4 separate regions of the Homo sapiens genome follow, and all the other regions are linked to region 3. Evidence: chromatin loops called from intact Hi-C (ENCODE). Cell type or tissue: heart left ventricle. All regions are shown on one strand. Each heading gives the region's core, and the rest is flanking DNA. Links, peaks and the distances in the headings are about the cores only.

The links. A loop is a pair of places that touch in the nucleus more often than their neighbours do. Peaks named below come from ENCODE experiments on the same cell type or tissue, not always from the same donor. Only the 100,000 strongest peaks of a DNase experiment are listed, where the experiment ranks them.
Region 1: it touches region 3 in a loop (7-fold over the local background); 26 of 110 quality-filtered maps call a loop at or near these places.
Region 2: a loop joins it to region 3, with 2.7 times the contacts of the local background. A loop is called at or near these places in 34 of 110 quality-filtered maps.
Region 4: a loop joins it to region 3, with 2.6 times the contacts of the local background. A loop is called at or near these places in 28 of 110 quality-filtered maps.

Annotation. Positions count from the first base shown.
Region 1 is chr16:4,327,135-4,334,631 of GRCh38, forward strand. It overlaps GLIS2 (GLIS family zinc finger 2), which reads left to right. Exons shown (of 7, transcript NM_032575.3): 2 at 5,081-5,318; 3 at 6,213-6,385. The coding sequence starts at 5,147. It overlaps GLIS2-AS1 (GLIS2 antisense RNA 1), which reads right to left and starts at 1,206. Exons shown (of 4, transcript NR_110901.1): 1 at 1,126-1,206. RefSeq lists an enhancer at 1,434-2,434. In heart left ventricle, for the core only: CTCF peaks have their summits at 1,217 and 3,344 (motif pointing left); DNase peaks (open chromatin) are centred at 1,217 and 3,337; H3K4me3 peaks cover 1,019 bases; H3K27ac peaks cover 2,033 bases.
Region 2 is chr16:4,180,320-4,187,816 of GRCh38, forward strand. It overlaps LOC105371062 (a long non-coding RNA gene), which reads right to left and starts at 3,639. Exons shown (of 2, transcript NR_188654.1): 1 at 3,074-3,639. RefSeq lists silencers at 3,207-3,856, 3,867-3,936 and an enhancer at 3,509-3,803. In heart left ventricle, for the core only: CTCF peaks have their summits at 3,415 and 3,618; DNase peaks (open chromatin) are centred at 3,682 and 4,162; H3K4me3 peaks cover 1,783 bases; H3K27ac peaks cover 1,417 bases.
Region 3 is chr16:3,978,872-3,986,368 of GRCh38, forward strand. It overlaps ADCY9 (adenylate cyclase 9), which reads right to left. Exons shown (of 11, transcript NM_001116.4): 7 at 4,361-4,569; 8 at 245-404. Among named protein-coding and RNA genes, the nearest start is that of TRIDDENT, 32 kb to the left of the region's middle. RefSeq lists enhancers at 3,054-3,577, 3,578-4,100. In heart left ventricle, for the core only: CTCF peaks have their summits at 4,312 (motif pointing right) and 4,511; DNase peaks (open chromatin) are centred at 4,310 and 5,620.
Region 4 is chr16:4,188,988-4,196,484 of GRCh38, forward strand. SRL (sarcalumenin) reads right to left here. Exons shown (of 6, transcript NM_001098814.2): 5 at 6,566-6,799; 6 at 387-3,977. The coding sequence ends at 3,166. Among named protein-coding and RNA genes, the nearest start is that of SRL, 49 kb to the right of the region's middle. In heart left ventricle, for the core only: no CTCF peak of the experiment used is centred there; no DNase peak of the experiment used is centred there; H3K27ac peaks cover 198 bases.

The DNA.
Region 1 (7,497 bases), core at 980-5,979, 350 kb after region 3:
TCTCCTGCCTCGGCCTCCCAATGTGCTGGGCTTACAGGCGTCAGCCACCGCGCCTGGCCTAGAAGGAGCTTTATTCAGAGCAGGACTCCAACCAGCTCCCTATTAGCCTAGTGATCTCAAGCCTCAGTTTCCCCATCTGTGAGATCGGGAAAATGACAGCAGCTACTGCCAGGCAGGGTTGTAGAGGGGTCATTGAATCCATGGACAGATGGGCCTGACACGTGGTCAGTACCTAATGGTCCTTTACCCCCTCTGGTGTATGACCCACCCCAGGCCAAGGGGCCCTGGAAGAGACTGTCTTTTCCGGGCCTTAGTTTCCCTGAGTGTGCTGGGTCGCCCCGTGCCTTCCAGTAGGGAGGGTGGGGACAGTGGCCGGCCCCGCCTGCCAGGGCGGGATCCTTGGCTACCTGGCCTGGCCGGGGACTGCGGGCGGGGGGCCGGGTGGCTCCGCCAGCGCTGCAGCTGGGGGCCGTCTGCTCGGGCTGCGGTCGGGCACACAATAGCAGCCATTGTCTCGGCCAGGGTGGCGGGGGGCCCGCCCAGCCCACCCTCCGGGTGACCCCCGCCCTGCGGTGGGTGGGAAGGGCAGGGCCCGGTCCCCCGAAGCCCCCGCCGTCCCGGTGGTCCCCGCGGCCGCCCCCGCGCGCTTCCTCCCTCGCCGCAGCCGCTTCCTCCCGCTCGCCCCGCTCTAATTAGTTCCTTTTGCAGCTGGAGGAGCCGCGCAGCGGCCGGTTCCGCGGCCACCCCCACCCCCCACCGACAACCCCAGCCCTCGCCCCAACCCCTGGGCCCTTGCGTGTGGGGGCGCTGCCCTGGGCGCATCCCAGGCTGAGTGCTCGAGAGACGCGGCCCTGGGCTCTGTGCACCCTCCACGCTGCGCTGTCCCACCGGGGGGAAACTGAGGAACGGAAGGCTCCACCAGGAGGCGCAGAGGGGCGTGGGGCCGGCGGGCCTTGCGCTGCGCCCGGGGAGCATCCACGGGGTGCCCCCACCTGACCGAGAGCCGGCTCCTGCCCTCGGGACCCCGCAGTAATTAGCACCCAGGCCTCTGGCTGAGCTTGTCCAGAGCCAGGCTGTCGGCCTTACGCTGGGGAGAGCCACGGCCACCCGCTCATGGGCACTCACTCAGGGTTCCCTGGTTGCAGGCCCGCTGCTCCCCGCTCTGGGCCTCCGAGGCTTTCAGGAGAGCAGGAACCTAGCTCTCGCCTGCCCCCTTCACCCAGCCGGGAACAAAAGCACAGAGCAGAGCCCAGAACTGGCTGCTGCCGGTCGGGGCGGGGGTGGAAGGGGAGGCTTTAAGCCTGGCCAAGGTCAGAACTGAAGCAGGGTCACTGACCGTCTCCCCTCTGGGGTGGGGCCTCCATTGGAGGAAAAACTCTGGGTGGGGAGGGCCTGGAACAGGGATGCTGGGAGGTGTAGGGCTGGGGGCAGCTCCTTCCTTTCCCGGGGGCAGGGACGCAGGCCGTGTGCCGGGCTCTGGCCTGCATTGGAATGAACCCCTGCCTCCCTGGCAGGACCCAGTGGCAGGAAGTGTGTGGGGGTGCCCCTGGGGACTGGACCTGCTGATGAAGGGGGTGCATTGGAGTCCTCCCTCTGGCTTTGGGCCGTGTGGCTGGCCCCACCTGGGGAGACAGGCTCCTCCTGGGGAAGTGTCCCCTGCAGGCCCTAAGAACAAGGTGACTCAGGGCCCCTGGCTCCCCGAGTCCCCATCTGTCCTGGGAAGGCAGTGGGGCAGGTGCCAAAGGATGTTGCTTGGGCAGCGCTGCCAGTGAGTGTCCCCGTCAGCTGGAATTCCCAGTTCCCAAACCATCCTGCCCTTGTGGTCCCCTTCTCCGGAAGGGTGGGGGTGGGGGTGAGGACAGAGGCTGTGGGGAGGCCTGTGGCCCCAGGCCAGCCAAGGGACCAGGCCACCAGCCCTTCCTGGCTCCTGAATTCTTCATCAGCATAAATATTTACTTCCTTCCTCCCCGTCCAGGCTTCCAGCACAGAGGAGCTTCGGGGAGGCTGGATTGCGCCTGTGTCTAAAAATAAACAGGTAGCAGGACGATAGACACACAGATAGACAGATGGAACTGGCAGGGGTTCAGGCAGAGGGCAACTCCCTGTCCAGCCAGAGAAACAGTGGAGGGGACCCTGGTCCATCCATCACTGTCACCCACCCACCTGCTAGCGGGGGTGTGGTCCCTACCCCACCGCATCTCTGGGAGCCCCTGGCCCATGCATGGCCTGGGAGGCAAATTCAAACAATCTGACAGCTCCAACAGGGGCGAATCGCAGACCTAGGTCCCACGGCCTAGTGCAGCTGCCCTGGCTCTGATGATGCAGCCTTGGGAGAGGTGGGCAGCCCCCCTGTGCTGAGACCCCCGTGTCAGCCATGTTGGGGTGGGGTCTGGGGATGTGTCCCTAGAAGCAGAGGATCTCCAGTGAAGGGGGGACCATTTTATGCCCTACTTGCTTGGAGAGTCAGGGCAGAAGGGGAGGACGTGGGAGCTGCCTTCCTGTCCTGCCCTGTGGACAGCATCTCTCCCCACTCACAGGCTATGCTAGCCCCCAGGGAAACACACGGGGGCATATCCAAAGTATTTCACCATGTAGTAGTTATGTCCACCATGGCCGCCCTTTGGTATTGAGTAAAGACCCCAATACCGCGAAAGACGGGATCTCACAGCGTGATTGTGCGGCAGTTAGATTTTCAAGTTGTAATAATCCCAATGAACAAACGCAAGGAAATGTCGTGTTTAACCGCGTAGGAAAAGATTGCTGCTCTGAATGTGAAGTTTGGGTTTAGAATGAAGTGTTGACCTTGTTCTTGGGTCGGTGGATACTGTTAGATCATTTGCATGTGAGGAAAATTACACCAGGTGGGGCGAGGTGGCTCACACCTGTAATCACAGCACTTTGGGAGGCCGAGGTGGGCAGATCACCTGAGGTCAGGAGTTTGAGACCAGCCTGGCCAACATGGTGAAACGCTGTCGCTACTAAAAATAGAAAAATTAGCTGGGTGTGATGGTGTACACCTGTAATCCCAGCTACTTGGGAGGCTGAGGCAGGACAATCGCTTGAACTCGGGAGGCAGAGGTTGCAGTGAGCCCAGATCACACCACTGCACTCCAGCCTGGGTGACTGAGAGACTCCATTTCCAAAAAGAAAATGAAAATTAAACCAGTGAGAAATTCTAAGAAAAATGATGAAAATTACAGCATGGGAAGTGATACTAAAAGAATACCATCTCCAGTAAAAAATAATTTCTACATATTTATATATTAACCGCCAGATACAGCTGGTCAACTCCACCAACCCTGCCCCAGCTGGCCAGGCCAGGCCACAATCCCCAGCTGCCCCCTGGTGGCGACCCAGCGCCCTGGGGCTCCCTGGCTTGCGATGCCTCTCCTCTAGGCCTCTGCAGGGAGGGCGGTGGGGCCCCTGGCTGTGCCCACTTTCTCGGTTTGCCTGGTGCGAGTTCCTTGGTGGTGAGCGTGGCTACCTGCCGGCCATTTCAGAGGATGCTCCTTGCCCCCTGGCCTGGTTCTAGATCTTTGGGGTCAAACAGGGCGGGAGTCCGGAGCATGGCTCCTGCTCTGTCAGAAAAGGCTGTTAGGACACGGCTAGCCAGTTCCCGGGAGATCTGGCTTCAGGCCTTGAATCTTGTTGGGAACAGGCCCCCCAAAATCTGGCTGTAAACTAGCCCCAAAACTGGCCATAAATAAAATCTCTGCAGCGCTGTGACATGTTCATGATGGCCATGACGCCCACGCTGGAAGGTTGTAGGTTTACCAGAATGAGGGCAAGGAACACCTGGCCCACCCAGGGCGGAAAAACTGCTTAAAAGCGTTTGGCTTTTTGTTTGTTTGTTTGTTTTTGAGACGGAGTCTTGCTCTGTCGCCCAGGCTGGAGTGCAGTGGTGCGATCTCGGCTCACTGCAAGCTCTGCGTCCCGGGTTCACACCATTCTCCTGCCTCAGCCTCCCGAGTAGCTGGGACTACAGGCGCCCGCCACCACACCTGGCTAATTTTTTTTTTTGTTATTTAATAGAGTTGGGGTTTCAGCGTGTTAGCCAGGATGGTCTCTATCTCCTGACCTCGTGATCTCCCCGCCTTGGCCTCCCAAAGTGCTGGGATTACAGGTGTGAGTTACTGCGCCCGGCCACAGGCGTTCTTGAACCACAAACAATGGCATGAGTGATCTGTGCCTTAAGGACACGCTCCTGCTGCAGATAACTAGCCAGACCCATCCCTTTATTTCCCATAAGGAATACTTTCAGTTAGTCTATAATCTATAGAAACTATGCTAATGACTGGCTTGCTGTCAATAAATACGTGGGTAAATCTCTGTTCAAGGCTCTCAGCTCTGAAGGCTGTGAGACCCCTGATTTCCCACCCCACACCGCTATATTTCTGCGTATGTGTCTTTAATTCCTCTAGCGCCGCCGGATTAGTCTCCCGACCGAGCTGGTCTTGGCAAATCTGATAGTTTTTCCACTTCTGAGCTCTGCGATCTGAGGCGATGCCTGTAAAAGACGCAGTTTCGCCAAGCGTGGTGGCTCAGGCATGTAGTCCCAGCGTTTTGGGAGGCCAAGGCAGGAGGATCGCTTGAGGCCAGGAGTTCGAGATCAGTTTGGGCAACATGGAGAGACCCGATCTCTACAAAAAAGAAAATTTTTTTTTTTAATTAGCCAGGAGCGGTGCCTGCCTGTAGTCCCAGCTACCAGGGAGGCTGAGGTGGGAGGATCGCTTGAGCCTAGGAGGTCGAGGCTGCAGTGAGCTATGATTGTGCCACTTGCACTCCAGCCTGAGTGACAGAGCGAGACTCTGTCAGCAAATAAAATTCAGTTTCATGGCAAAATGAAGAATGTGAGCTTTGTCTTCCCCAAGAGACTCATGGGAAGCAGATGCGGAATCTCTGAGGAGGCTGTTGGCTCTCCCCCCATGATAGCTGCCGGCCAGGTCGCTCGGAGGGTCTCCCTACCCAGGAGACAACCTCACACTGCCCCCTGCTCCTGCTCCTGTTAGACTGTCATGAGTACAGCCCGAGGAGAAGCCTGGGGTCTCAGTGCCACAGCACAGCTCCTGTCCTTCCCCAGGTTCCTGCGTGAAGACCAGCTGGGAGCCCACTGCCTGCTGCCACCTCCAACTCCGGCCCCCTCACCATGCACTCCCTGGACGAGCCGCTCGACCTGAAGCTGAGTATCACCAAGCTCCGGGCGGCAAGAGAGAAGCGGGAGAGGACGCTGGGTGTGGTCCGGCCCCGTGCTCTGCACAGGGAGCTGGGCCTGGTGGATGACAGCCCCACACCTGGCTCTCCAGGCTCCCCGCCCTCAGGTACTGGCCCTGGGCAGGGCAGGGGGACTTAGCCCTGATCCAGTCATGGTGACAGGGAGAATGGCCAAGTGTGTCCACCAGCATGTAGCTGCAGCCCCTCTCGGCTTCCGGTTCATGGGAAGCCCGCACGCTTGTCCTTCCATCCGCCCAGCATCGTATGTCTGCAGGGAGGTGGGAGCTGCAGTGCCCAGCTCACGTGGCTGGCACACGATGCAAACTGAGGCCTCTAGGCAGATCTGGAACAGAGCTGGTCGGGCAACCAGGCATTCAGAAGGAGCGGCAGTAGTCCCAGGACCTGCACCCTAGGCTGTGGGGTGGTGCCGCTGGCCAACCTGGGCAGTAGAGGCTGGGTCTGAGCCCAGGAGGTGCCTCTCAGGGATTCCCGGTGCTTGGGCCCAGGGTGGTGGGCACCACTTCTGCCCTGCCTCCAAGAGCAGAGTCACCCGAAAACCAGATTCACCGCTTGTCTGAAGGGGAAGGCTATGGGAGCAGCCCAGCCCGAACCTGCCACTTTACAGAAGGGAACACTGAGGCAGGAAGGGGCCTGGGAAAAGCTAGAAAGGTTCCTACCTGCCCGTCTGACAGGGACCCAGGGGCCCTGGGTTCGAGTCCTGTTCTGTTATTAACCCTGCGTGCCAGACCATTCCCGTCTGCAAAGCGGGCACTTCCCCCCTCCCCGGCTCACGGGGGCCAAGCTCTGGCGGCTGGTAAAGCTCAGAGGTGGTGGGTGGTGTCACACACCTGTCAGCTCCACAGGCTGCTCCTCACATTCGTGTGGTCTGGGGGCATGGCTGGTGTCTGCTCCCAAGGTCACAGTGGGGGTTCGGAGGCAGGAGTACCTGGCCCACTGGGACTCTACACTCCAGCACACCCTGAACTGTGCCTCTCCCTCAGGCTTCCTGCTGAACTCCAAGTTCCCCGAGAAGGTGGAGGGACGCTTTTCAGCAGCCCCTCTCGTGGACCTCAGCCTGTCACCACCATCTGGGCTGGACTCCCCCAATGGCAGCAGCTCGCTGTCCCCCGAGCGCCAGGGCAACGGGGACCTGCCTCCAGTGCCCAGTGCCTCGGTAAGGAGGGGTGAGAGTTCCGGAGAGAGGGGTGGACTGGTTTCCTGGGGTTGCCATGACAAAGTACCCCAACACTGAGTGGTTTAAAAAACAGATGTGTTACCCCTCATAATTCTGGAGGCTGGAGTCTACCTGGAAGGCTCTAGGGGAGAACCTTCCCTGCCTCTCTCCTGCCTTCTGGCAGCTTCTGGAAATGCCTGGCACTCTAGCCTGGTAGCTGCTTCACTCCAGGCTCTGCCCTGTCTTCACACGGTCTTTGTCCCTCTGTGTCCGAATCTCTCTCTGGTTTCTCTTATAAAGACACCAGTCATGGCCGGGCACGGTGGCTCACACCTGTAACCCCAGCACTTTAGGAGGCTAAAGTGGGAAGATCGCTTGAGCCCAGGAGTTCAAAACTAGCCTGGGCAACATAGCAAGACCCCATCTCTATTTATTTTTTTGAGACAGAGTCTTGCTTCATTGCCCAGGCTGGAGGCCAGTGGCCCGGATCTCAGCTCACTGCAACCTCCGCCTCCCGGGTTCAAGCGATTCTCCTGCCTCAGCCTCCCAAGCTGGGACTACAGGTACACACCATCACACCTGGCTACTTTTGTATTTTTAGTAGAGACAGGGTTTCTCCATGTTGGTCAGGCTGGTCTTGAACTCCTGACCTCAACTGATCCGCCCATCTCGGCCTCCCAAAGTGCTGGGATTACAGGCGTGAGCCACTGTGCCCGGCCTTTTTTTTTTTTTTTTTTAAACAGGGTCTAGCTCTGTCACCCAGGCTGGAGTGCAGTGGCATGATCTCGGCTCACTGCAACCTCTGCCTCCCAGGTTCAAGCAATTCTCCTGCCTCAGCCTCCCAAATAGCTGAGATTACAGGCATGTGCCATCACGCCTGGCTAATTTTTGTATTTTTAGCAGACATGGGGTTTCACCATATTGGCCAGGCTGATCTTGAACTCCTGACGTCAAGTGATCCGCCCACCTCAGCCTCCCAAAGTGCTGAGATTACAGGCGTGAGCCACCGCACCTGGCTATATATTTTTTTTAATTAAGAAAATAAAAATTTAAAACACACCAGTCACTGGGTGTTGGGCCCACCCTAATCTAGTGTGACCTCATGTTAACTT
Region 2 (7,497 bases), core at 1,284-6,283, 200 kb after region 3:
AAAACCAGAGGGAGAAGGTGGGGACAGGGTTTATGGTTTTTATTCCTCCAAGTCCCTTTTTGAGCTCCTTGACTTAAAGTCCCAGCTCTAGTGAGATCGCCCTCCACACAACCTGCCTCCAGGTGCAGAGGTGGTAAGATCCCACTGTCACCAGCCCCAGAATATTCCACATTCCATAGCAGTTTCCCTATATCCTGCCTCAAAGCCCCCACTTTAAATGTCCCCAATTTAATCTGTTTTCTGCTGGATCCTGACTAATACAAAGAGTGTAGAGAACAAGGGCAGGCCTGGGAATCGGGAGACCTGAATTTAAGTCTCATCTTTGCCACCAGCTCCCTCCGTGACCCTGGGCCACATTTTTCCATTTCCAGGCCTCAAACTTCCTCAATTTTAAAATGAGTGGGTTGGGTCCGGACACAGGGCCTCATGCTTGTAATCCCAGCCCTTTGGGAGGCGGAGACAGGGGTATTGCTTGAGGCCAGGAGTTTAAGTCTGGACAACATCGTGAGACCCTGTCTCTAAAAAAAAATATATATATCTATATATATAGATATATAATAGACATATATAGTATCTATATAGATATATAGACACATATATAGTGTATATAAAGATATATAGACATATATAGATATATATAGACATATATAGACATATATATAGACCTATATAGACTATATATAGACATATATATAGACCTATATATATAGACTATATATATAGACATATATATAGGCCTATACATAGACTATATATATAGACCTATACATATAGACACAGACTATATATATAGACCTATATATAGACATACAGACTATATATAGACATATATAAGACCTATATATAGACATATATAAGACCTATATATAGACATATATAAGACCTATATATATAGACATATATAGACCTATATATATAGACATATATATAGACCTATATGCATATAGACATATATATACCTATATATAGACCAATATAGACCTATATATATAGACCAATATAGACCTATATATATATAGACCTATATATATAGACCTATATATATATAGACATATATATAGACACACATACACACACACAAATGAGTAGGCTGGACTATATGGCTCTTTCATGATCCAATTCCCTGCCACTTCTAGGTGTTAAGTTACAGGAGGAGGACACAGATGAGAATAAAAGCTCCCTAGTGAATACGGCAATGATGGCCAGGTTGGCCACTAAGCAGCTCTCCCCACTCTCCACCATTGTATCAGCTCATTCTTACCCAGAAGTCACCTAACTCCTTTCCAAGGACTTTCCTTCTCTTCTCAGGCCATCAGGGTACCAGATGTCTAAATGATCTCCACTCCAAAGCAACAGCCAAGAAAACCCAGGAAATTAAAAATAAATTCCTTTTTCCTTTCAGTAACTCCCTGCCCAGCCCTGGGTTAGCTGGAGAGGTCCCTTCCCAGGTTCCAGTATACCCAGGGGGCCAAACAGGGAAGCCGTTCCACACTGACACCAAAACACTCTCACAGGGAGTGATCTATCTCTGCCCTGGGAAATGCTGGGGACACAGCTGGCTTGCAGGGCAGAGGGAGTGACCTAAACCAGCATCCTGTCAGAAGACATGCAATGCCCTGCATTGAGATCCCTGTCACTGGGCAGGTTTCAAAGAGAGGCCAGGCAGGGTGCGGTTGCTCCTACCTGTAATCCCAGCACAGAGGCTGCAGCGGGAGAATCGCTTGAGATAAGACGTTTGAGACCAGCCTGGCGACAGAGCGAGAAGCCCAATTTATTTTATTTTATTTTTGAGACGGAGTTTCACTCTTGTTGCCCAAGCTGGAGTGTAGTAGCACGATCTGGGCTCACTGCAACCTCCACCTCCTGGGTTCAAGCGATCCTCCTGCCTCAGCCTCCTGAGTAGCTGGAATCACAGGCCTGTGCCTCCACACCCGGCTAATTTTGTATTTTTAGTAGACGGGTTTTACCATGTTGGTCAGACTGGTCTCGAACTCCCAATCTCAAGTGATCCACCTGCCTTCGCCTCCCTAAGTACTGGGATTACAGGCGTAAGCCACAGCGCCCGGTAAACTTTTTTTTGTTCGTTTTTGTGTTTAAGACAGAGTCTGGCCTTGTCAGGCAGGCTGGAGTGCAGTGGCTTGATCTCGGCTCACTGCAACCTCTGCCTCCCAGCTTCAAGCAATCCTCCTGCCTCAGCCTCCCGAGTAGCTGGGACTACAGGCGCCCGCCACCACGCCGGCTAATTTTTGTATTTTTAGTAGAGGGTTTCACCATATTGCCCAGGCTGGTCTGGAACTCCTGACTTTGTGATCCGCCCGCCTCAGCGTCTCAAAGCGCTGAGATTACAGGCTTGAGCCACCGCGCACGGCGTTAGCAAAAATTCTTTCAAATAAAAAATTAGCCAGGTGTAATGATGCACACCTGTAGTCCCAGCTACTGGGAAGGCTGCGGCAGGAGGATCGCTCGAGCCTGGGAGTTTTGAGATTGCAGTGAGCTGAGATCAGGCTACTGCACTCCAGCCCGGGCGACAGAGCGAGGCTCCGTCTCAAAAAAGATAAAAAAGTAAAAACCTAAATTAGCCGGGCATGGTGGCGCGCGCCTGTAATTCCAAGTACTCGGGAGGCTGAGGCGGGAGGATCACCCAAGCCCAGGGAGTTCGAGGTTGCAGTCTCAAAAAGAAAAAAGAGTAGAAAAGAGAGGAAGAAGGTAGGAAGGAAGGAAGGAAGGAAGGAAGGAAGGAAGGAAGGAAGGAGGAAGGAAGGGAGGGAGGGAGGGAGGGAAGAAAGAGAAGCTAATGACCACTTGATCCTCGTAAGGCCTTTTCAGTTCCTAAAATGACTGATTCAGGAAACCCCAAGAGCCACAAGAGTCATTCTATTCAGATGATGACCCTCCCTGACCCTCCTGGTTTCTGGAGTTTTCATTCGCTAAGGGCTGCCCTTCGGTTTTCAATTACTGGCGGAGAGGGCGGTTCGTTTCTGGCGGGGAAGGGAGGTGACATTCCGGTAGGAGAATCTCCTAAAACTCGCATTTCCTGTTTGCCCTGGGCGCCGGCCTCAGGTGGAAACCTCACCCCGATAACTGAGGGCAGCAGTCGGCCTTGGGCGTTCTTCCGTCACCCAGGTCTCCAGAACCTCCCGGACTCAATGGCAAGTCACTGCACAAGTTCAGGGCCTTTTCGGTCCCGATCGAGGATCTGGAGATCTCGGGGCTTCCCGGTCGTCTGCCCCACAGCCCACGAGGCGGACCGACCTGCGGGGTGAGGCACCGGGAGCGCATGGCAGCCCCGGCCTCGGCCTCCTGGCGCCCTCCCAGCCACGCGGTGAATGCCTGAGAGGACAGAGGTTCGCGGCCCTCCCCATCCCACCGGCAGCGACCGCAAAGCCCGGGAGCTGAGTCCGCGGCGTGAAGCGGCGGAGGTCAGCAGCGAGGGGGCAGGGCCGGCGCTGGCGGCCACGGAGCTTGCGCGTCGCTGGGCTCGGAACCCAGGGACGCGAGCCAGCGCTGGGAGCTGGCGGAGAGACGGCTCTGCCATCCGGCTCAGGCAGTGGGCGCCCGCCCCGCCCCCAGCGCCCACGCGACTCCGGCCCCGAGGCTCTCCCGAGCGCAGCGTTCTGGAAGCGCCGCCGCTAAGCGTCTGCGTCTGCGCCTGCGCTGACCCCAGTCCCGGACTCGGTCCGAGGCGCGCAGCCCGGAGGGGGCGGGGCCGAGCCCGAAGGGAAGGCAGTGCGCATGCGCGGGGCGAGCCGGCCGGCACTGTCACAGCTGAGCGGCCGCGAGATCGGTCCCTGTCCGCAGGGTCGGGTAGTGGCCCCCTCGGGGACAGCGTGTGAGGATTCGGGCGCGAAGGACGGGGTCAGATTCAGCCAGGTGCCCACTTTCCCCACGGTCACGACCCTGGTCCAGAACTGCCCTGCCCCGGGCCTCAGTTTCCCCACTAAGGAGAGGAGGCGTGCCGGGGAAATCTGAGGCCCTCCCCAGCCGCGACCTTTTCCCTCAGACGAAGGAAGAGTGGTCGTACCCGGCCGCGATCACCGAAGCCTCCAGCCCTGTCCCCGCACGGATGCTGGAAGCCCGTCCACGCCGCGCGGGGAGTGGTGGCCCGGGTGCTCCTACGACCTGGGGGCCCTGTCACCGCGATCTTAATTGATTCCCAAAGGATCCAGAAAAGGGACACATTGGCGCCCGCCCAGGGCGGGCGGGGTCCCCCGGGCGGCCAGGCCGATGGGGTGGATGGGCTTCTGCTCGCGGCCGCCTTGTGGGGCGCTGGCATCGGATTGGAGTGGGGCAGCATCGGGGGAGGACAGAGACCCCACGCTCCCCCCAACGCAGCAGACCCAGGGGCAGGCCCTTGGCTCCTGCATGCCACGCTCCGGCCTCCCCATATCGCCCTAGCACCGCTGCCCGCTGGTCTTCCCTTCTCAGAAACCTGCAGTGGCCTCAGGCCTAGACTCCCTGGGCTTCCCCTGAAGGCCCAGTATTCCCTAATTCACCTCCTCTCACCTTGGCTGCTCTTCCATTCCCTTATCCCCGCCACACACAGCGGTCTTCCCTTGTCTGCGTCTGGGCGCCCTCGATCTTCCCGTGCTCCACCCCCCTAATCTGTGACCCACCAAACCTGCCCATCCCTCAAAGTGTAGCTAAAACTCCACTCCTTCCCCAACCAAACTCCATAGCCCCACAGTGTGTCTCAGTATTCTCTGAAGAGCCCTGAGGTTGTGTCAATTGATTCTTCTCAACAGAAGTAATCCATTACATAATTTATCAACTTATATGCATTGATCAGGCTTTGCAAATAATTACATTTGCAAATGAGAAAGACAGTCCTTTGCCAGACCCCTGTATCCTGATTTGCAATTGTGCGCTGTATCCCTTACTAGATGGCTACATCCCCCAGGGGAGAGACTATGCCTTAATATGCAGAATATCTAAATTTTTTTGGAATCGTGGTGGGAAAAAATTAAGAAGTTTGGAAAAAATGGAAATATAACATCTTTTTGCACTCTTCACAATACAAAATCTCATCTTTTAGTGGGTCTGAAAAATATACAGTGCACAATATGCTGTCAGCTCTAGATTACCGCAAATCAATGTGATGGAATAGAGTAGAAAGGATATTGGGATGGGTACGAAATTGGCCTTTTGGTGTGGTTTGTCTTGCATTAGCAGAGTGAACTCAGGCCGAACTCAGGCAAAACTGCACCTCTGTAGATGCAGTTTCCCCACATTAGATTTGGATTTAGGAATAAGAAATATCCCTGCCCCCATCTACTTTACAAGATCATGGTAAAGATCAAATATGAAATGGAGATGGAGTTAAGATTTTTTTAAAGTATTTTTTTGTTCAGGAAATAATCCTCAGTAAATTTTCTAATGAAAATTACTTTATATATATATATATGTGTGTGTGTATATATATGTATATATATAATTTTTTTTTTTTTTGAGACGGAGTCTCACTCTGTCACCCAGGCTGGAGTGCAGTGGCGCCATCTCGGCTCACTGCAAGCTCCGCCTCCCAGGTTCACGCCATTCTCCTGCCTCAGCCTCCCAAGCAGCTGGGACTACAGGCACCCGCCACCACACCCGGCTAATTTTTTTTTTTATATATATTTAGTAGAGACGGGGTTTCACCGTGTTAGCCAGGGTGGTCTCAATCTCCTGACCTCATGATCCACCCGCCTCGGCCTCCCAAAGTGCTGGGATTACAGGCGTGAGCCACTGCGCCCAGCAAATTTTTTATATATTTTATATATAAAAAATATAAAATATATATAGATATATATAGAGATATATAATATATATATATTTTTTTTTGAGACAGAGTTTCGCTCTGTCGCCCAGGCTGTAATGCAGTGGCGCGATCTCAGCTCACTGCAATCTCCACCTCCCAGGCTTAAGCGATTCTCATGCTTCAGCCTACAAGTAGCTGGGACCACCGGCATGCACCACCACGCCCAGCTAATTTTTGTATTTTTGGTAGAGACGGGGTTTCGTCATGTTGGCCAGGCTGGTCAGCATTCTACAGACAACCTCATGTCACATCACACTACTCTCAGTTTCTATTTGTTTTGTTTTTTAACGGAGACAGGTTCTTGCTCTGTTTCCCAGGCTGGAGTGCAGTGGTGGGATCATGGCTCACTGCAGCCTCTACCTCCTGGGCTCAAGCGATCCTCCAACCTCAGCCACCTGAGTAGCTGGGACTACAGGCACATGCCACCACACCCAGCTAATTTTGTTGTTGTTGTTGTAGAGAGGAGGTCTCACTATGTTTCCCAGGCCAGTCTTGAACTCCTGTCCTCAAATGACCTTCCCACCTTGGCTTCCTAAAGTGTTAGGATTACAGGTGTGAGCCACCTAGCCCAGCCAGTTTGTTTTTCTAATGCTTTTTTATTGCCTTTACTTTCTTCTAAAGAAAAATGATCTGAGGTGAGAGGATCACTTGAGCCCAGGGGTTTGAGACTAGCCGGGGCAAGATGACAAGATCCCATCTCTCTAAAAAAAAAAACACTCAGCCTGGAGTGTAGTGGTGCCATCTCAGCTCACTGCAACCTCTGCCTCCTGGGTTCAAGCAATTCTCCTACCTCGGCCTCCCAAGTAGCTGGGATGACAGGCACCCTCCGCAATGCCTGGCTAATTTCTGTATTTTTAGTAGAGACTGGGTTTCACCATGTTGACCAGGCTGGTCTTGAACTCATGATCTCAAGTGATCTGCCCACCTCGGCCTCCCAAAGTGCTAGGATTGCAGGCATGAGCCACCGCACCCAGCCAAAAAAAAAACCTTTTTTAATTAGCTGGGTGTGGTGATGTGCACCTATAGTTCCAGCTACTTGGGAAGCTGAGCTGAGGAAGGAGGATCGTTAGAGGCCAGTAATTCAAGGCTGCAGTGAGCTGTGGTTGCATCACGTCACCCAGCCTGGGTGCAGCCTGGGTGACAGAGTGAGACCCTGTCTCAAAAAACCGCACAGACACCTTCTTTACTCCCCCAAACCCACTTATTCACTCTGATGGCACACGGGTGATGAGCTCCTGTGTGTCAGGCACTGTGCTAAGTACCTGGCCACCTGTTTCCCCACACTCATGGACTTTACATATGTATTTGCACACACCTTTTGCATATAACCATGTGTAACCCCCATGGATTCAGATGATACATCCACTTACCCTTAAAAATACTCCATTCATGCCCCTCACTTTATCTATGTTTATCCTGGTCCCGGATTGTGCTTTCTCCGTTTTCTGTTTCTGTTTCTCTATCATCTTAATGGCAGACAATGTGAAGATGGTGAGGCTTGTGAAACAGTACAATTTTGAGGCAGATTCTGGCATATTACTTAACATTTATCTTTAAAACAGTCCTCCTTCTTCCAGGCAAGAGCTCTGGATTTCTCCCGGGAAAGGGTGGAAGAGGGACGCAGGGTTGGGTGGGTGAACAGGAGTGGCCTTAGTTGGGTCATGTTGCTCAGTTGCTCAAAGACCAAGGACTGCAGACTCTCC
Region 3 (7,497 bases), core at 1,251-6,250:
ACCATGACCAGCTAATTGTATTTTTAGTAGAGACGGGGTTTCACCATGTTGGCCAGGATGGTCTCGATCTCTTGACCTTGTGATCTGCCCACCTCCACCTCCCACAGTGCTGGGATTACAGGCGTGAGCCACCATGCCTGGCCAAAGGGTTTATTTTTAAATTGCTATCCCAAGTGATTTAAAGAAAAGAGAGATTAGGGAGTCCAGGAGAGCGTGGAAATAAAACGGCTGAGCCTTTACTTACGTGTATGTTGGTCTCATATTCGGAGGTGACATGGGAGTAGACGGCCAGTGCGGGAAGCGACACCAGGATGGCCCCGATGCAGTGACGTGGTAGCCAGCCGGCGATCCACTCCAGCAGGCGCTTGGTGCAGGCCATGACGTCCTCCAGGAAGAACACCATCCTGCGAGAGGCATGGGGGTTAGCAGGAGCGACGGGGCCCGGGGTGGGTCATCGGCCAGGAGACAGGTGCGAGGCCGCAGCCAGCGCCGCCCTCTGCTCTCTCCCGTGTTGCCCCTGGGATGGGCGTGAGAGCAGGCGTGGGGTGGGAGTCTACCTCCCTCACTTTTGGTAGAAGGCAAGGAAGCCAGGCTTAGCTCATTGTACCTGATTCTAGGGTCACATGTTGCGTTGTGATAAAATATGCTTGTGAAAAGCACATGCTTCGCTCGCCTAACAGAACACGTGAGAGTATCACAGGCCCTGAGGAGAGTCTCCTGGGGGCCACCACGTTGCCGTCACCGGCTCCCATCAGCTTCTGAGGCAGGAGGTCTTGACGGGGGCAGCTTTGGAGGCGTCCTGGAATTCTGTGGAGCCCGTGCAGTTGTCGCAGCAGAAGAGGCGGTCCTGGCATCTGGTGGGCAGGCGCCAGGGACAGAGCTGTCCTGCATGTGGGCAGGTGCCACCCAGGGAGGTTCTGCCCTGCACCCCACACAGCAGCCAAGCCCCTGGGCACCTGCAAAGGCAGAAGGCTGCTGACAGCATCTTAGCCCAGAGGCTGTGTCCCAGCTACAAACAGGGTGCTCTGTGGTGGTGCTGACACACCCTGGATTTTCTTGGAGCGCAGCTCCTGTGGAAACTGAGTGACAGTGGTCTCTGCTGTTTGGGGCATCATCATCAGTGTTTCAGAAAATCACACCACAGGCTGAACCTGGCTCGTGGCGCTTAGACCACCAAACCCGCACACGCGTGCCGTCTGCATCTGGGCTGTCATGTTCATCGTGCATGTTCACCTCTAGCTGGCGGCTTCAGGACTCTCCAGACAGCGGGGCTCTGTTGTACGTGAGGTCCAGCACCACGTATTTCATTTTAAAAGACTTTGTCCTTCTAAGCAGAGCGACTGTATTCACTGACTCCTTTTGCAGGCGTGTGTCTAGCGGGCTTCGTTTCAGGAGTGTGATGTTGACACAATAAAAGTTTCTGTATAAAGAAGCAGCTGAGTGTGCGGGCCAAGAACCACTGTGAGGAGGAGGAACAGGTCTTGGCTGAGTCCAAGGACCCCTGGGCCATGGTGGGGCCACATGGGGAGGTGAAGAGAAGGTGTGGGGTCCTCGTGGGGAGACAGTCCTTCTCTCAAGCTTGCTGCCAGGGAGCTGGGGATAGGCCTGCTGTCCCTGCCTCAGGAGAGGCTGGGCGGGGGCCGCTGTTGTGACTGAACAGCAAAAAAGCCTCTGGCACAGAGCCCCCCGCCCCCAGCCTTCGGGCCTGAACACCTACCATGCCTCTCCCTCTTGGCTGCGTGGTGTGGCCAGGCGAGGGAACGCTCACTCTCCAGCCATTCCCCACATGGACGCAGGCACAGCCTCACCCTTTTAGGGTCCTGGACAGCCCTGGCTTCCTGATATTTAAAGGATAATGAAGACTTTGGAATACTTCCAAGAATAACCACAAATATGCAGAATACAGAGGCCCTAGGAGGGGGGACAGAGGGAACCAAGTTCCCAGTCAGCAGCGGGAAAGATGTGAGGTTGGAGGGGGCCTTCATGCTGGTCCCTGAGACTGCAGGGATCTGAAAATGAGACCTCACGCCTGCTGGGGCAGAGCAGAGAGGGTGATGCAGGAAGCCTCCTGGAGGCAACGGGCGGGGCCTGGGCCAGTCACTGAGGAGGCGCCTGGCTTTCCTCCTGTACAGGAAAGGGATGGGGTGCCCGTATACCCCACAGCGCAGGTTCCCGTCAACCTGGGGTCCTCAACACGGCCCTCAGAGGGGCCAGGGAAGCCTTTCAGGGTCTGGGCCTCTCCCAGGCTTGACGATTCCTGGTAAATGGAACCAAATCCCACCACAGGCCTGTTCAGGGGTGCAGCAGCCACCACCTTCACCAGATCCTTGGGGAGTATGTCTGTGCAGGCAGTTCCAGCGCACCTCACCCCAGCCCTCGGCAGTCTACACCGGGGTTGCCCTCAATGCTTTAGAATTGGGTCTGAAGGAGCAGGGAATAATAGCTAAAGGGTGAAAGTAAAAAGGAATGGAGACAATGCTGGCCTCAGAGCCCTCAAGACGCTACAGCTACCCACATTAGAGGAAAACCTGGGGGTGGACCAGGGAAGGCAGACCTGGGGGAGTGACTGCCCATGAGGATGGGTTTCTTTTTGGGGTGATGGAGGTGCCCGATAGTTACATAGTGGTGATATTCATACAATTCTTCAAATTTGCTAAAAATCACTGAGTTGTCCACTTGAATGAGTTTATTGTATATAAATCATGTCACAATAAAGCAGATCTTCTTTTTTTTCTTTTTTGAGATGGAGTTTTGCTCGTCACCCAGAATGGAGTGCAATGGTGCGATCTCAGCTCACTGCAATCTCCACCTCCTGGGTTCAAGTTGATTCTCCTGCCTCAGCCTCCCGAGTAGCTGGGGTTACACGTGCCCACAACCAAGAATGGCTATTTTTTTTTTTTTGGTATTTTTTAGTAGAGATGAGGTTTCACCATGCTGTCCAGGCTGGTCTCGAACTCCCAGCCTCAGGTGATCCACCTGCCTTGGCCTCCCAAAGTGCTGGGATTACAGGCATGAGCCACCATGCCCAGCCTAAAGCTGATCTTTTTAAAGAGGAAAAACAAACCAACCAGGGGCCTGAGGATGTCTGGTTTGGGTTCTGGGGAAGTGGACCCTGAAAGGGTTTGCAGGCGACGGCTCCTTTGGGAGGGGTCCCCAGAAGCACAGGAGGGCACTGAGGCAGGAGGGGAGGCTGTGCCAGGAAGAGGGCTGCTCGCTGGGGGTGATGGGGCATGAGCCCACAGGGAGTTCTGGGAAACACTGAGCACACGCCACAGACAGCATGGCCCATGGCGGCCTCGGAGGAAGCTGAAAGGGTCCTGGGTACAGTGCAGGTGGGAAGGAGGGGGCAGGAATCCCAGCCTGCCCACCCCAGATGGGAGAAGCCAGCATTCCGGCGCCTCACGCCAGACTCAAAGCCATTCATTTCTGCCCTGGGATGTTGGATAAGGGCAGCAGACGCTCAAGGTCAGGGCTGCCTCCCCATGTCTGTTTGAAGCCCAGCTCCGGGGCACCGTTGCTAGTGGGACTCTGCTAGGCCGGCAGCCATCCTGTTGAGGGTGACAGGACCACCCAAGGGGCTTGTGGTGCCCAGGACGGGGACCACACAGGGCCACCTTCCTGCTCAGGAATACAGAGCCGCTGCGAGCCCCCTCAGGGAGCCAGGCTGGTCCCGAGGGCCCAGCTTTCCCAAGACGCACCTGTGGTCTATTCGGAGCCTCTGTCCCCTTTAAAATGAGCTGTCTTTTTATTATCAGGCTATGTGTGCTCTTTATCCATTCTAGATGTTAGACCTTGTCCGAGGCCTGATCTGCAAGTGTTCCCTCCCGTTCTGTGGGTTCTTTCTCTTTCTTGATGGTGTTCTTTGTAGCGCAACAGCTTAACTTCTGAGGAAGTTGGGCTTGTCTATTCTTTCTTCTGTTGGCGTCACATCCAAGAGACCACTGCCTGAGGCAAGTGCGTGGAGATGCTGTTTGGCTCCGGTACTCTGAAGAGGCGCCTGCTGTCCCAGGCCCACTACCCCCGCTCATGTCTTTTCCTTTCCTTCCTCCAGATTGTTTCCTATCTTCTCACCTTCTCCTTTGCAGTCTCTGAACCTGGAAATCTGGGGACAAGCTGGCAGCGGTTGGGGCTGTGGAGGCACCGCCCCCTCCAGCGAGGTGGTCCCCCCGCATCTGGGCCAACGTCAGGGAGGGAGGATGCTGGGGCACAGGGCTCGGGGAGGACACGGGGACCCATCTCCAGAAATCAGCCAGCAGGGACAGCTGGCTGGGGACCAGTCCAACCGCTCAGCCATAAGCCATGGAGCCAGAAGAGGGAGCTAACGGCTCAGAGCTGGAGACCCAGTCCACGCGGCGCTTACCTGATGGACACCGCGAGGGACAGCACCTCCAGCAGCAGGGCTGCACTGAAGACCGCCAGGGCGGCGGGCGGGGGAGGCACGGTGGCCGCCTCGTACTTCAGGAAGCAGGTGGTGGACAGCGTCAGAAACACTGTGGTCGACAGAAACACATCCAGGAGGGAGCTGAAGGTGGGACTAGCAAACGTCTTCACGGGGGAGTTCTTTATGACCTGTGTGGAGCAGGAGTGGAGCAGAATGACTGGGAGGCCATGGGCGGCCAGGAGCGCAGTTCAGATGGAGAAACAGGCAACACGTGCGGAGCACTGCTGCTCTGGGCCAGGCACAGGGCAGGAAGGCTCTCGGAGGGCTGTCTCCCTCTACTACCCCATTTAACACTGGGGAGTCCAAGGCACAGAGAAGTTAAACTTGCCCAGGGGGCTGGGCACGGTGGCTCACGCCTGTAATCCCGACACTTTGGGAGGCTGACGTAGGAGGGTCGCTGGAGCCCAGGAGTTCCCGGCCAGCGTAACACAGTGAGACTCCATCTCTACAAAAAACTTTAAAATTAGCCAGGCATGGCAGTGCGTGAGTGTGGTCCCAGCTACTCAGGAGGATGACGCAGGAGGATTGTGTGAGCCCAGGAGTTTCAGGCCGCAGTGAGCTATAATCATGCCACTGCACTCCAGCCTGGGCAACATAGCGAGACCCCGTCTACCAAAAAATAAAATAATTAGCTGGGCATAGTGGTTTGTGCCTGTAGTCCCAGGTACTTGGGATCTGAGGTGGGAGGATTGCTTGAGCCCAGGAGTTTGAAGCCGCAGTGAACTATGATCACACCACTGCAGAATTATACCGTTTCCGAAAACAAAAAAACACAAAAAAAACCCTGCCAGGGTCACAGAGCAACTGATTATGACCCAGCACATTCTCATAGACACATTATATATTTAGCTGCAAGATGAGTTACTGACTGGCGCAGGTGAGGTCCCTGCATCTGTAAGGCAGTTGGACGAGAGCAATGTGCAGGGCGGTCCTGCTGCATGGCGGAGTCCTAGGTTCAGCAGGTGCGAAAGCGGGGCTTCGTGGCGGAAGTGGCCGACGGGGATTTAAGTGGCACATCATCGCCTGGGAACCTACGGGGCCTGGCTCTGTGCTGGGGGCCAGTACACTAGAGAGGCACACACTAGTGTTCGGCAATTGAGGGGGAGAAATAACGATGCTGACACGTCCAAGAGGTGACCAGGCCCAGGCCCTGCAAGGCTCTGGGGAGGTGCGATCTCCATTGACGCTCACGGCACCCCACAGGCAGGAACTACCACCCATCTCGGTGTACAGATTGGGAGGCCAAGGCCAGGGGCTACCCCTAGGGCACACAGCGAACAAGGAGCCAGGCCAGGACTTGGCATGGACCGGTTGACTCCTGAGTGTGTCCCTAACCTAGAGGAAGGTGTAGGATCCAAAGGCAGAGGCTGTGGTTGGGAGAGGAAGGGATGTAGCCAGTTCAGCTGCTTTCCATTTGGCCTTGCAACCTTCTGGCAACCCCTGAGAGGCCATGGGTGTCCACTCAGCATCCCGGCCAGGCTCGGGGCTGAGGGCAGGAGCTGGAGACGCACGGAGCGGAAAGGTCTCCTGGCAGCCCTGGGTGCGGTGTGCGTTCTTTGGGACAAACCAGCTCCGGGTGCCTCGACCACTCCCAGGAACTAGGTGGGAGGGCAGGAGGGGCACTTGGACGGTGGGAGCAAGGCTGCCAGTCAGCCCTGATGCCAGGCTGGACCCTGCCAGGGCAACCTGGGGGTTAGGGTTTGGTTCCAAATTCTCTCCAAGGAAGCTGGAGGCTCTGTAGTGCCCAAAAGGGCAAGTCAGGTCCCAGCCCTGGAATCCCCTCAGAAGGTGTGGGAATTTCTTTTTTTTCATTTTTCTTTTCTTTTCCTTTTTTTTTTTTTTTTTTTTGAGATGGGATCTGGCTGTCGCCAGGCTGGAGTGCAGTGGCGCGATCTTGGCTCACTGCAACCTCCGCCTCCCAGGTTCAAGCAATTCTCCTGCCTCAGCCTCTGGAGTAGCTGGGAGGACAGGCACCCGCCACCACGCCCAGCTAATTTTTGTATGATTAGTAGAGATGGGATTTCACCAAGTTGGCTAGGATGGTCTCTATCTCGACCTCGTGATCTGCCTGCCTCGGCCTCCCAAAGTGCTGGGATTACAGGCCTGAGCCACTGTACCCGGCCAGGTGTAGGAATTTCAGGGGCGACACTGCCCATGCCCACTCACCTTGGCAGAGGCCCACGCACGTCCCCTTTCTGTGGGGCTCCATCTAGTGCCCGTCAGGGGTTCGAGTCAGGGCCGGGTGCATGCATGTGATGTCCCTGAGACATCACTGCCTTGCCCACATGTGAGGCCGGAAGGTTTCCACGTGGGCTGCCGTCCTTCTGAGAGCCCACACCTCCCACCTTCCAAGCCAAGGGCTCGGGTACAGGGCCTTTCCTGATTGGGGCTGCCATCTCCTCTGTAGAACTGCCCCATCCATGGACGCTGCCAGAGGCCCCGCTCCTCCCTCCACCTCCCTTGCAGTCTCTCCTGCCTGCCCTGCTACTTGCCAGAGACACCTGTCCCTGCCACAGCCTCCCCCTCTGGGCCACCCCTGGCCCTGATGCCAGAGGCTCCCAGGCCCATCTGCCCCACCCCTGTGCATCCCGGGAGTGCCACCTGTCCCAGTCCCACTGAGAACGACGCTCCCCCACATCATGACACTCTTTCGCCCTCTCTCCCCATGGGCGAAACCCAGGGACAGTGCCACTGGCTGCCAGGGCACCGTGGGCCAGGCTCCGCCCTGCTCACTACCCACATCCCAGGGCCTCCGGGTGCGGCCGTCCCACCATCATCAGAGCACAGGCTCTGCAGCCGGGCTGTCTGGGCTCAAGGCCACTCCACCATGATTAGCTATGATACCCACGCGTCCATGCCTCAGTCTCTTTATCCAAAACCAGGGATAAACCAGTACTTGCACCTTGTGGGCGGTGGGATGCTCGGCTAAGAACGCACCCACGTGGAGCCCCCAGCACAATGAGTCCCCAAACGCGGGCCAGCTGGGAGGCTCCCTTGTCCTGGCATCTCTCCTTTCCTCCCCACCGGGACCCTGTGGCCACCTGCCCTGAGTTTCG
Region 4 (7,497 bases), core at 1,322-6,321, 210 kb after region 3:
CCACACTTCGTGGAGGAGGAGAACACTTTCTGGTGAAGCCAAGGGGAGGTGGCAGCCTTACCATTCAGGAAACCTTTGTGCCCTCCTCCACTGGAGCCCTCAGTTATCTAAGGCAGCTGCGTGGATGCCCAGGGGAATGAGGCATTGAGGTGCTGAGGAGAGAGCAGTTCTTTAAGTTTCAGAGGACACCACGCCTTCCTGGGCGGCTGAGAGAGCAACTCAGCCTCAGTCCCAAAAAAGGTCCTGGGGCATCCAGCTAACACAAGGGTGGGCAATTTCTTAATTTCCAGTCTCTCCCCAAGGAACTTACACATGAGTTAACTCTACCAGATAAAAGGAGGATGAAGAGAGTAACCTAGCTGGAGACCATGAGAAAGCACGCGGTGTTAAAGAGAGATCGGAACTTTATTGAGACTGATGAAATCAGAACCAAAAGAACACTGGAAAGGTTCTGCCACTGTCCAGGCACAGATCCTTCCAGACACTCCTCTTGGGGGAATCTCTGGATCATTAAGTTTCCCCCAGTTCCTAATCCCCCACCCCAAAGAGTCAGAATTCTGCTTAAAGCCCCCTCCACGGAGCTGGCCAGAAACCAGACACTGAGTATCTGTACTGACTGATGGGCAGGCCTGTGAGCAGCAGAGACAAGAGAAATCAGAGAAGGAACACGAAAAGGAAAACATGACGGAAAGAAAAGCCCAAGGCAGGGAGAGCATGCTGATAACGCAGCCCCCTGAAAATATAAATATTGCATGAATGTATTAGCCTCATCCCAGCCATTTCCCCCAAAGCAGTGGTGACACCAACAGCTATGACAATGCCCACACAGTTGTGCATCTTTTTTTGTTTTTCCCCTGACTACACAGAAAAACAGATCTGCCAAAGCAGCTCACAGCATGGAGGAGCAGGCAGGGGAAAGTGGGAGGGCCCATCCCCCAAGAGGGCAGACAGTACAGAGATGAGGCGAGGGGTTCTGGGGTTTGCGGAGGGTGGTTAATGAGAAGAAAAGTCCAGGACAGATTCCATCTCATCAGCCCCTATCACAGGCTCCGTGGATGCCCCTTGCAGAACTCACTGTTCTTTCCTGGTCGACTCGTTCCTTGGAAACATTGTCCTGAGTGCCCTGGAACCTCGGGTGTTCTTGTGGAAGGGTCCAGGCCCTCCACAAAGCCAAACGCAACGGCCCCTGTGACAGCATGCACCAGAGTGATAACAATTCTGAGAACCGGGAATTCCTAACTCGAGGTTCTCCTCATAGACCTAACCTGACTGCCAACTGGCTTACCCTGCCTGACCTCAGAGTGCCTCTCCCTCTGCCTGCCTTTCCACTGTCCTGGGTCCAGGATGACTTCCTGGTGCTGAGCTGGTGCATCCTGACTCCTGCCTCGTGGGTAAGGCCCCCAGGACAGCTTGTTCCCAAGAGAAGCGGCTGGCTGTGTACAAAGGAGCCCCTCGAGGCAGCCCGGGCTGGGTCTCCTGGGCATGCACAGACTGTGCACCATGCACATTTCACCATCCAAAGGCTGCTTCTTCCCTGCAGGTCCTGCCCCTCTGCTCCCCACCACCTGCTGTGGAGCCGTGCATGCTAGCCTTGCAAGACTGTTACAAGTTCTCTACTCCCTAGAGTCTATGTGATCTCCCTAATCTCTCTTGGACAACATACACACATATTCACACTTATTGGTATTGAAGGCCCTGGCTTTCCTGCGGTGTGTTCAGTGGACATCTGCATCAAGGTCAGGCGGGAAGGTCAATGTTAAGCCTTGGTGGCCACCGACACCGAGTGGCTGGTGCTGGTTCTGACTCCTAGGAAATTGCTCCAAGTAAGTGTTGATGCATCAGGGAATGGAGAAGAAAGGAAAGGAAAAGCCATGGTGTGGAAACTGCAAAGGAGCAACTCCGCTGCCAAGTGTTTCCACAGGGGAGTTGTGGAAACAGCCTCCTCTGAAATTTGAGAGACTGGCGGCCTAAGGAAAAGGAGCAAGGTCTCCACTGTCCTCTCTGAAACCCAGCGCCTTTGGGATCTGAGTTTTCCAAGACATGCAATAGACAAAGACGCACTGCAAACCAATTAACCCTCTGAGCCCTTCCACGACCTTCACTACAGTCACTTCCAAGAGTAAATTACCTGGATACACCAACCAGTCCCCTCCTGGGTCCGATGAAGGGATCGAGCCCTCGAGCCAGCTTTGAGGAACACATCAGAGAAGTGGCAGTGGGGGAGGCAGATCCTTGTCCTTCCTGGGAACTCCTGTTCTTAGTTGTCGAGTGTCCTAAACCACTGCCCCACCCCTTGAGGAAACCAGGAGCAAGTCCGGGGGATTGGCTCAAAACCCAGGTGGAGGCCGGGTGCGGCAGCTCATGCCTGTAATCCCAGCACTTTGGGAGGCCGAGGCGGGTGGATCACTTGAGGTCAGGAGTTCGAGGCCAGCCTGGGCAACATGGTGAAGTCCCGTTTCTACTAAAAATACAAAAATTGGCTGGGCATGGTGGTAGGCCTATAATCTCAGCTACTCAGGAGGCTGAGGCAGGAGAATCGCTTGAACCCAGGAGGGGGAGGTTGCAGTGAGCTGAGATTGCACCACTGCACTCCAACCTGGCCGACAGAGCGAGACTCCGTCTCAAAAACACAAAAACAAACCCAGGTATATTCAGACCCAAGAGACTATTCACTGTTGAAAGTCAACCCAAAGTTAAGAGGCAGCCGAGGGCTGGGGAACAAACGCGAGACTGTGGGTGTGGAAAGAAGCCAAAATGGACCTGACAATCTCTACGACTCAGGCCTTCGCTGTTTTCCCAGCTCACAGGGAACAAAGGAATTTCAGCTGCTTTTAGCTTATTTGACCCTCACTGATTTAAGATACACTAGAATTTAGCTGCTCTCTGTCCTTCCAAGACAGGACCCAGGAAAAGCAGGTGGAGGCTGACTTGCCTCAATCAGGCCTCCTCATTGAAGCAACAAGACAAGCACACAGGAATTCACAGTTTCCACTCTCCTCCCTAGACCCACACACCTGCCCCGACCCCTGGCCTCAATGAACTCCCAACTCTCCACTGTGTAATAATTCCTGCCAGTGTGGCTCAAAGGGTTAATAAACCAGGACCTCTCAGACAGTTAGGACACAAGCTGATTCACCAACAGGAACCCAAGGACCGCTCCACCACCTAGTGCTTCCTGTAGCGATTTTTTGGTGTTTCGCTACACCCTGTTTTGTCACAGTTGAGAGCACCTGGATTCTTCCCGAGCCCGAGGCTACCCAGGAGGCCCGGAAGCTCCTGAGTGATGGCCCGCTCAATCTTCTCCAGAAAGCAACCTCCCATGTAGGAGCACTGCTGGGAGAGCAGTTTGAAACTGGAAATGGGATTGATGCCGAAGAAGTCCTTATAGGCCTCGCGGTTGGGAAGGTCAAATTTGCTGACATTGGTCTTTGCCAGGATGGTCTTGAAGATGTAGAATTTATCGGGATCTTCCACAATGTCCTTAAAGACCAGTTCTCCATCACTGAAGAAGGTCATTTTGTCCTTGTAAGTCTGCAGGTAGCGGTCAACCAGGAGGGCGTGGATGCGGACCCGGATGGCGTGCTGGCGGATGAAGGCAATCTTGTTCTCCAGTCTGTTCTCGATCACCTGATTCAGGTCTTCTAGGAGGGAGATCTCTTCTTGGAGGAACAGTTCCTGATGGGTGTCCGGCTTATACTCTTGTGGCCAGAAGGAGCTGACGTAAACCCTTGGGGGCTCTGTGACATTGATGAGAGGGGCCAAGCTCCAGAAGAGGGCCCCGTAAACCCGCATGAGCATTTGGGTGGCCAGATTGTCAGCCTTGTTCAGGATGATCCTTATCTGGGATTCACGCCCCTTCAACTGGCGGAAGAGCATCTCCAGCTCTAGACCCACATCCAGCTTTGTTGGGTCAAAGACGACAAAGATGAGGTCAGCTCTGTCGATGAACCACTGGCACACGTCGTTGAAGGGGTAGCCTTTGGGAGACAGAAGTGAGAAGTCAAACTGAGTAGGCCTCCCTCAAAGCCCGCGCACCTCCTTTCAGAACTAAACCATTCTGGGGGTTGAAAGAAGGAACAGCGCTACGGATTTTCTGGGTTTCTACAGACTATTAAAAAATCAATTGCATATCTCCTGTCCCTTGCCAATCTTCAACCAAGAACAGCCTGATCCTTGTTTTTCTTGTTGGTTTGTTTTTTGAGACAGGGTCTCACTCTGTCACCCAGGCTGGAGTGCAGTGGCATGATTATAGCTCACTGCAGCCTCAACCTCCCGGGTTTAAGAATCCTCCCACCTCAGCCTCCCAAAGTGCTGGGGTAATAGGCGTGAGCCACCATGCCCCACCTGATCATTGTTTTAATCTACTGTGAAATCCAAGTTTCCAAGAAAGCTAAATACCTGTTCAAAATGGAGATTGTCCTATTGTCTAAAAGGATCTGGGGCAATGGCAAAGATGCTGAGGGAGAGAAATGAGGAATTAGAAGAACATGAAAGAATGAATGCATTATTTACGGGGAAGGAATGTGGGCTTAGCATTGAGACCTGGACTAGAATTTGAGCTTTGCCCCTGGCGAGCTGTATATTAAATGCCTCTAAGCTCTACCTTTTTAGCTCCAAAATGACAAGAAGAACAATATCAACATCTGAACTGATATAAAGATTACCATGTTGCTGTAAATATAGGACAGCACCTAAAATTCCAGTCATACAGCTGGTGCAGAATACATTTTAATTCCATTAGCTTCTTATTTCCTAGTTTTCTTTGCAAATAAGAAAACTGAGGAGATGAGGACTACCTGTCTTAAAAACATTGAAATCTTTTTTTTTTTACAATAATGTATAAAATTATCCAACGTGTAGTAGGGGTACAATTTACTATTATAATTATTAACATTATTAACATTACTAATAATACTACTAATGTCATTATACCATAATAATATAATTAAATATACTATAATATTATTACTAATATTACTACTAATATTATTAATTGCTTCTAATATTACTGCTAATATCATTACTACAAGATCTATTTATAACCACAATTGGAGTTGTAACCATAAACTGAGATCCACCGTCTGCTCACACATTCCTGCACTGCCCTGTTCAGGACTCACTGCAGACAGCCTTGCCTCATGGCAGGACTCAGTGGCCTACTCCATAGCCACATGCCTGGTGGATCTGGCTTCTAGTCTTGTGGCCTGGTTGTCAGCCTTGTTCATTAAATACATTCACACTGTTGCACAACCATCATGGCCATCCCTCTCTGGAACTTATTCATCTTCCCAAATTGAAAATTCTGTACCCATTAACAGTAACTGCCCATCTCCCCTTCCCCCCAGCCCCTGGTTAAAACCACTCTGGTTTCTGTCTTTCTCATTTTGCCTACTCTCATGTAAGTGAAGTCAGACATTAGCATTCCCCTGCTACCTGAGGGCAAGTAGGGCTTTGAAGAAGCCTGCTAAAGGCTTATGGGGAAGCAACCCTGGAAAAGCAGAAACCGGGAATAGGAGGAGTTGAAGGTCAGGTTCAACCTACAGCAGGCCCAGGAGCACCAAACCCAATTTAGCCAGAAGTCAAACATACTGGTACTGGGATCCAATTAGTCCAGGCCCTTGGCTACACAGGACACACAGGGCCTCCCAAAGACAACTGAGCCCCAGCTTGAACCTCTCAGAGCTGCTTGCAGAGAGGACTAGGCCCCCACTTTGGAAAATATTGCCGTCTCCAAACCAAATCAGTCCTTGGGGAGGTAGGAGCACCAGGCACTCCAAAACCCAGATGGCATCGCAGTAACGACAAGAAGGGTGGAAGTTAAGAATGCCTCTCCTGGTCTTAGGCAACACTGGGCACACTTCCTCTCCCTGCCTGCCTACCACCCACTGTCAAAAGTAGTTTTCTTTTCTTCCTTTTTTTTTTTCTGAGACAGAGTCTTGCTGTGTCACTAAGGCTGGAGTGCAGTAGCATGACCACAGCTCACTGCAGCCTTGACCTCCTGGGCTCAAGCAATCCTCCCAACTCAGCCTCCCGAGTAGCTGGGACTACAGTCATGTGCCACCATGCCAACCTAATTTTTATATTTTTTGTAGAGGCGGGGTTTTGCCATGTTGTCCAAGCTGGTCTAGAACACCTGGGCTTAAGTGATCCACCTGCCTTGGCCTCCCAGAGTGCTGGGATTACAGGTGTGAGCCACTGTGCCCAGCCTTATTTATTCATTTATTTATATAAGTTAGGGTCTCACTCTTGCCCAGGCTGGAGTAGAGTGGCACGATTACGGCTCATTGCAGCCTCAACTTCCTCAGCTCAAGCAATCTTCCCACCTCAGCCTCCTGGGTAGCTAGGACCATAGGCACATGCGAACATGCCTGGCTATTGTTTAAATTTTTTTGTAGAGATGAGGTTTCACTATGTTGCTCAGGCTGGTCTTGAACCTCCGGCCTCAAGGGATCCTCCTGTCTTGGTCTCCCAAAGAGTTGGGATCACAGGCATGAGCCATCATGCCTGGCCAAAAATAATTTTTTGAAACAGAGCTTACACTGTTCAGAAATGAGGGCTAAATTACCTCTTTCTTGCTGCTTGCGGTTCTCGATGATGCCTGGTGTATCCACAAAAGTGACCCTCTCCAGAAGTTTGTGGGGAACCTCAATGCCAATCAGCTTCTCTAGGAAATTCTGGCCAAACTTCTCAAGGGGTGAGAAGGAACGGGCGCTGTCAGCAGCCATGACGATGCCCTCGATGGTTTTCAGCTTAGGCCCATGCATGAGGACCGTGAACTCAGAGGTGGTGGGTTCAGCGCCTGGGCACACGGGGTGAGAGGTGAAGGAATACATGATCTCTGTGAAACAGATCTACTGAGAAGCATGTGTATATGCCTGGTGTCACAGGGAGACTTTTGCAACAGAATTGGATATGTTTGCCAAGCTATTGGGGCTTTCTTTTAATTGTGGTAAAACATACATAACATAAAATTTACCTTTTTTTTCTTTTTGAGATGGAGTCTTGCTCTGTCACCCAGGCTGGAAAGCAGTGGTGCAATCTCAGCTCACTGCAGCCTCCATCTCCCAGGTTCAAGCGATTCTCCCACCTCAGCCTCCCGAGTAGCTGAGATTACAGGCACTCGCCACCATGCCTGGCTAATTTTTGTATTTTTAGTAGAGACAGAGTTTCACCGTGTTGGCCAGGCTGGTCTCGAACTTCTGACCTTAATGATCTGCCCACCTTGGCCTCCCGAAGTGCTGGGATTACAGGTGTGGGCCATTGCTCCTGGCCTAAATTTACCATTTTAATCATTTTAAAGCATGCAGTTCAGTGGCATTAAGCACATTCACCCTGTTGTGCAACCATCGCCACCATCCAGGTCCAGAATGTTTTTATCTTCCCAACTGAAAACTCTGTATCCATTAAACAGTCATTCCCCATTTCCTCTTCCCCCAGTCCCTGGTTACAAGCACTCTGGCGTCTCTCTCTCTGATTTTGCCTTCTTTTTTTTTTTTT